Regions from separate parts of the Homo sapiens genome. Here region 1 is linked to region 2. Evidence: chromatin contacts called from ENCODE Hi-C data. All regions are on one chromosome and are shown on one strand. Each heading gives the region's core, a stretch centred on a gene start or an enhancer-like site at or near the end of the contact. The rest is flanking DNA. Distances are from core to core; before and after follow the strand shown.

Region 1 (2,700 bases), core at 139-2,638, 190 kb after region 2:
GCCAGTTCCATTGTTGTTATTCTCAGATCTGAGAGAATTCTTCTGGTGGTCCAATAATCTGTGTGGAGCTCGCGCCAGGAGCCTGGAAGCTGGCCTCCGTACCCCGACCCCTGCCCCGCCTTAACTCTCCCATTTCATCAGCTATTGTCCAGTTGATTCTACTTAGCAAAGGTCCCTGGAATTATCCAAATGCCTGTCACCCCCACTGCTACTCCTCTAGTTCAGGCCACCATTACCTCTCACTAGATTGGTCCCCTCACCCTCCACTAACCTTGCTTGCATTCAATCTAATTTCCACAAGATACATGGCGTAAGCTTTCTAGAGCCCACCTCAGCTCCTAGCATTACCCCCTTGAACTTCTTCAGGGGTTGCTTACATGCTTGCAAATTCCCAACATGATATGTGTGGACCTTCACAATTTGGCTTCTTCCTGATTTTATATGTCTTGACAACCTGTTTCCCCCTCATTCCCCTCACCCTCTCAGACCCCTAATATGCTCCAACCATTTTGAACTACTTTCAGCCAATTCCTGGCTGGGGGATCTTGGGGAAGTCAATCAACCTTCCTGTACCTCAGTTTCTTCATTTGTAAAGTGAAGATGGTAGCAGCACCTGCATGGGTTGTTGAGGATAAAATAGGTTCATATATGCCCAGTGCTTTTAGCAGAGCCTGGCACTGATTCTGCCACCTCCTCGTGCCTCTTTGTATGCAGAAACTTTGTACCTGGAACTTCCTCCCACTTCCTTCGGCTTGCTTTTGTAGCGTGGTGGTCACCACTTCTGTAGAATGAGCCGCAGGCCATGTTGCATCGTAATCGTCTGCATTTCATTCTGTCCACGCACCACACTAGAAGCTCTTTGAGAGTAGGGACTGTTTCTCCGTTGCCTTGACACACCATAGTCAATCAATATTTGCTGATATAAAGAAAAAAAAACAGCTCACAAGGAGAGACTACGCCAAATTCCAGGTAGTTGCCTGTAGACCCTGGGAAGGTAATATTTCTTTTCATAAATGCACAAATGGTTATTCTTTTTTAATGAACCAAAAGAAAAACAAATTCAGCAGGTTGGCATTTGGCAAAAGCCATTTCAACATCTAAAGATATTTCTTGTTCTGGAACTCAGAACGACTTTGCACTTCCAAATGTCATTTGCAAGGTTGCTGGACTGATTAGGTTTGCTCTTAGCCCCTTCCCTGCCCATTTCCTGCCTTGGCTGGTGTTCCTTGAATGGTTCGGCATTCCAACTTGGCCTGAGATGCCAAGGCTCCCTGCTCTGCATTTAGCCTGCATTTCTCCTGGGTCCTGAGGGAAGCTGGGAAATGCACTCTGCATTTTTATCTCATGTGGTTGGGACACAGGGTGGTGTCCCAGGGAGGAGGCACTTTCTTTTGCCCTGGGCCAGCTGTGGTGGCATTTGACATGGCTGAAGGATTCTGTCACTCCAGTTGGCCATGGCTCATTAAAATGCCTGGGCTTGCTGGGAATTGTATTTCCAAATCTGTGCTTCTCATAGGGCCATGGAAACAGATTAGGGTGTGTCTTTCCCAATGTGTCTGATTTGTCCATGGTCACATGAGGTGGAGAGGGGAGGAGGGTGTGTAGTGCAGAGAGGTGCTTTGCAAAAGTTTGCACCTGCTGTTTCCTTCCGAAAGTGTGCAATCTCTTACCCCTCCCCATCCTGTAGAAATTTCTTAAAAAAAAGCACCACATTTTGTCATTTTTGCATGTTATATGTTATAAAAATTGACTGTAAGATTTTTTAAACACCCAGCTAATAAGTGATGCATACTGTTTCATTTACTTTAATTATGTAAAAGAAGCATGATTTGTCAACAGGTACATCACAAATTATATAATTCATCAGACTTGGTTGAGAAAAACAATCTTAAAACATAGATGGAAGTTTAATTATGTATTAGCATTGAAAATAGGCAAAACCTGTCCTTGTGACCTAATATTGGGAATTCTTGCATTTTGCACTTAAAAATCAACTGGATAATTGGTGTGAATTTTTTTTTCTTTTTTTTCTTTTTGAGACAGAGTCTTGCTGTGTCGCCGGGCTGGAATGCAGTGGCGCGATCTCGGCTCACTGCAACCTCTGCTTCCCAGGTTCAAATGCTTCTCCTTCCTCAGCCTCCTGAGTAGCTGGGACTACAGGCACGCGTCACCACGCCCATCTAATTTTTGTATTTTTAGTAGAGACAGGGTTTCACCATGTTGGCCAGAGTGGTCTCAATTTCTTGACTTTATGATCCGCTCACCTCAGCCTCCCAAAGTGCTGGGATTACAGGCATGAGCCACTGCGCCCGGCCAGTTGGTATGAATTTTTAGTTACATTCTTAAGTATTGAAGAAAAAGAGCGATTTAGGCTACTTGCCATCATTTCTTCAAAGTATTCCATTGCAAGAGTAGATAGCTTAATTTCTAGTAAAGAAAGAAACAAATTGGATATAATTCTCATAGTTTTCTCACATTAATGTGGCTTCTGAAATGTTGGAGACAGCTTGACGGGCCACTAAGGTAAATGAAATTCAGAGATTAAGCTCAAAAAATCTAGGAATAACATTCTCCAAGGTAGTTTTCAACATTTCTGCCAAGAAATAGGAAATTAGACTGTGAACTGGAAGAAGATCTTTGGAAAAATAATTTGACGCTATAGTCAAAAGTCAAAATAGCTTAGCTAAAGTCAAAATTAGG
Region 2 (2,700 bases), core at 154-2,653:
AGGTGCCAGCAGAGCCCGGGGCTCACTCTCCTTTCAGTCATTCCTCAGCCCTTCGAAGGGAAGCCCAAACACTTTGCACGCTGTGCTGCAGACATTCTGGCCTGGTGTGTCTGAAAGTTGCATCAGTCCTCACGGTGCAAACACAGTTGATTTAGGAAGTCACACAATGACACTGAAATCCTACAGACCAAAATCCACTTGTCAGCAGGAGCAGCAGCCCAGGCCCAGCACCAGCGGTCTTCCGGCTCCTCTGAGGGCTGCCACGTTGGGCGAGGGGAGCCATGCCAAGGGTCCAGGCTGCTTTAGGCCATCTGTGCCCCACTCATCTGGGGACAGATGGTTTTTCTTTATTGTAAAATTGTGGACTTTTAAAACCTGTTGACTAAACAGTAATTAATTTATATTTGTGAAAAATGCCACTGTCCTAGTGATTTCTGATGTAAATAATGTTGTTTATATAGTATGTATTAAATTTTCCTACATTGTAAAACTGCTGTACTTTTGATTCTTGTATATTAAAAAGTGTTACTGAGCATTTTTAGAATTGGGCTAACACGTTGCATTGCATTGTGGTGTGAGCTCTGTGACTAGAGATACCGCCTTGTCTACCTTCCCTCGTTGGTTGCTGGGTCACATCCAGATGTTTTGACAGCTTGTGAAGTGGAGTCTTTTAAAGTTGCATTTCCCTCCATCCAGTACCAGTTGCATTGTTGCGTACCGGCCTTAACACCACAGATACCTAAGCTGTTCCTGAGTATGCCGTCGTCGAGGTGAACAGCTCCCTGGCCGAGCAACTCCAGGCTGTGGCCCACAGCTCTGCACTTGAGGGAGGGCCAGGGTTGCCGAAACCGGTAGTTAATTCCCGTGGGTTAGTCCTGCCTGGGGGGATCCAGGGAGACCTAGGGGGGCCACCCCTTCTATCCTGAAGGAAATAACACTGTGTCTGCCAGCCTGTAGCTTTGAGGGTAATTTAACAGATGGGGTCTGGGGGGTGGCATTTTATAATGGAAACACTGACACAAACGTTAGCTTTAGTATTCTGGCACAGGGGCAGGCCCAGCTCTGGTGCAGCCCAGACAGAGGAAGGGTGGCACAGCCTGCGGGCGGAGATCTCTGTCTGAATAAGGGTTGAAGTTTGCCCAGATCCACGATTTTCACTAATGTTTTGGTGACTTTGAGACTAGCTCTTAAATCTTGATACCAAATAAGCCATGTGTCTACTGAGAGCTGAGCTGTCAACTGCTGTGACTCCGCTCCGTCAGCCCAGGGGACTTGGACGCAGGGGCCCTTGCCAGCCCTGGCCCGCGCTGGAGCGGGAGGCTGGGATTTTTAGTTCACGTAGTTCTTGAGAAAGACGAAGAAAAGCTGAGGGCTCTTGGTGCCCATCAAGAAACGACTCACAATCGTGTTGTAACTCATGACTCAGCTGGAACAATTTGGGGAAACTTTAAGAACAAGTACTGCAATAATCAGCTTATTATGACTTACAATAGCAACAAGGCTTCGAAACTGCCAGCTGCCAAAACGCCTGCCTTTTACTGGAAGCGGCCGGCCCAGGGCCCCTGCCTCCTCCCTCCTCCCTGGCAGGGCCTCGCACGCCTGGCATCACGGCAAGCCCTCCTCAGTCAGCGCCAACAGAAAGGTCACTTATTGAAACCCAAGTCCCTGCAGTTTGCCAGACCAGAGTCGGCTCCAGATTCCAACCTGTGGCTTTTAAAGGCGCAGGACCAGCTCTGATGTGAGGCGTTGCCTTAACTGAAGCCCCCTGCACCAGTCCTTTCTGTCATATCTCATGGGACCCATTTGGTCTCCCAGCCCACCTCAAATCTGTTCTGATCAGTGAGCGGGTGGGGAGGAGAAGGTGCAGCTGGATTCAGTGAAAGTTCCATCCTGCAGAAACCTGGGCACTAATTGAGGAGCTGTTCCCGCTGCTGCCGGTGGGCCCCTCCCCCAGGCTTGACGTCTTGGGGGTGTTCTGGTCAGTTCTGCTGGCGTGTGATGTGGTGGATGACAGTGTGCTCAGGCCACCTGGTTTTGCGCTGAGCCTCCTGCTGTCTGGCTTTGTGTGGGAACATGGACCAGTCCATGGCCTAAAGGCTTCTTACCTCGAAGATGGGCAGAACAATATCCACTTCCGGAACATCACACGTGAGCTTCCTCTTAATTTCTTTAGTGACCTAAGAAGGAATTGTTGCTAAAACACGGGCCCCGTTAACCACAGGCACTGTGGTGGCCCTCGGGGCGTTGGGGGGCTGTAAAGGGGCCTCCCGAGTCAGCGCATTGCCCCCATGTGGTCCCTCCCCATGTTCAGCTGGGTGATCACCTTGCATCTTCACCTGCAAAGGAAGGAGGCCGCTTCTTGGGTTCATGCGGTTTTTAAGTGAGAGTGTGCACAGTGGAAAAGGAAAAGGTTTGTAACCCTAAGGGCGACCTGGAAGAGACAGCATTCAAAGTCCTTGGCTGGGGAATGGGTGGAGAGGGTTGAGTCAGAGGGCAGCTGGATGGGTTGAGGCAGACTAAGGACAGAGCTTGCCCGGCCTGGAGGGCAGGCCCGGTGAGCACCGGGCCCAGCACCTCCCACTCCAGAGACTGCAAGACAAGCGAGCTGCCCTCTTGGAGCCCCATTGGCCAGGGCTTCTGGAAAGCCGCAGCTTGCTGTGCGGGGAGACTAAACCCCAGCAGGAAGGCCCAGCAGGGACT

The links. Hi-C counts contacts between places; a loop is a spot of excess contacts on that map. Pooled maps may share reads with other maps.
Region 1: a loop to region 2 is called in a map of psoas muscle, with 2.4 times the contacts of the local background. The contact joins two enhancer-like sites. A Hi-C loop is called at or near these places in 2 of 168 maps with a recorded cell type or tissue (gastrocnemius medialis and psoas muscle) and 8 of 50 pooled maps.

Annotation. Positions count from the first base shown.
Region 1 is chr15:93,216,114-93,218,813 of GRCh38, forward strand. The region is part of intron 1 of LOC105370982 (a long non-coding RNA gene); the gene reads left to right. Among named protein-coding and RNA genes, the nearest start is that of RGMA, 130 kb to the left of the region's middle. Within about 2 kb of position 1,389, at least 4 of the 41 ENCODE cell types and tissues checked have a DNase peak (open chromatin) inside an H3K27ac peak, as active enhancers do; they include gastrocnemius medialis and psoas muscle, where a contact is called at or near this core.
Region 2 is chr15:93,027,453-93,030,152 of GRCh38, forward strand. CHD2 (chromodomain helicase DNA binding protein 2) reads left to right here. Exons shown (of 39, transcript NM_001271.4): 39 at 1-544. Among named protein-coding and RNA genes, the nearest start is that of RGMA, 60 kb to the right of the region's middle. RefSeq lists an enhancer at 994-1,500. Within about 2 kb of position 1,404, at least 29 of the 41 ENCODE cell types and tissues checked have a DNase peak (open chromatin) inside an H3K27ac peak, as active enhancers do; they include gastrocnemius medialis and psoas muscle, where a contact is called at or near this core.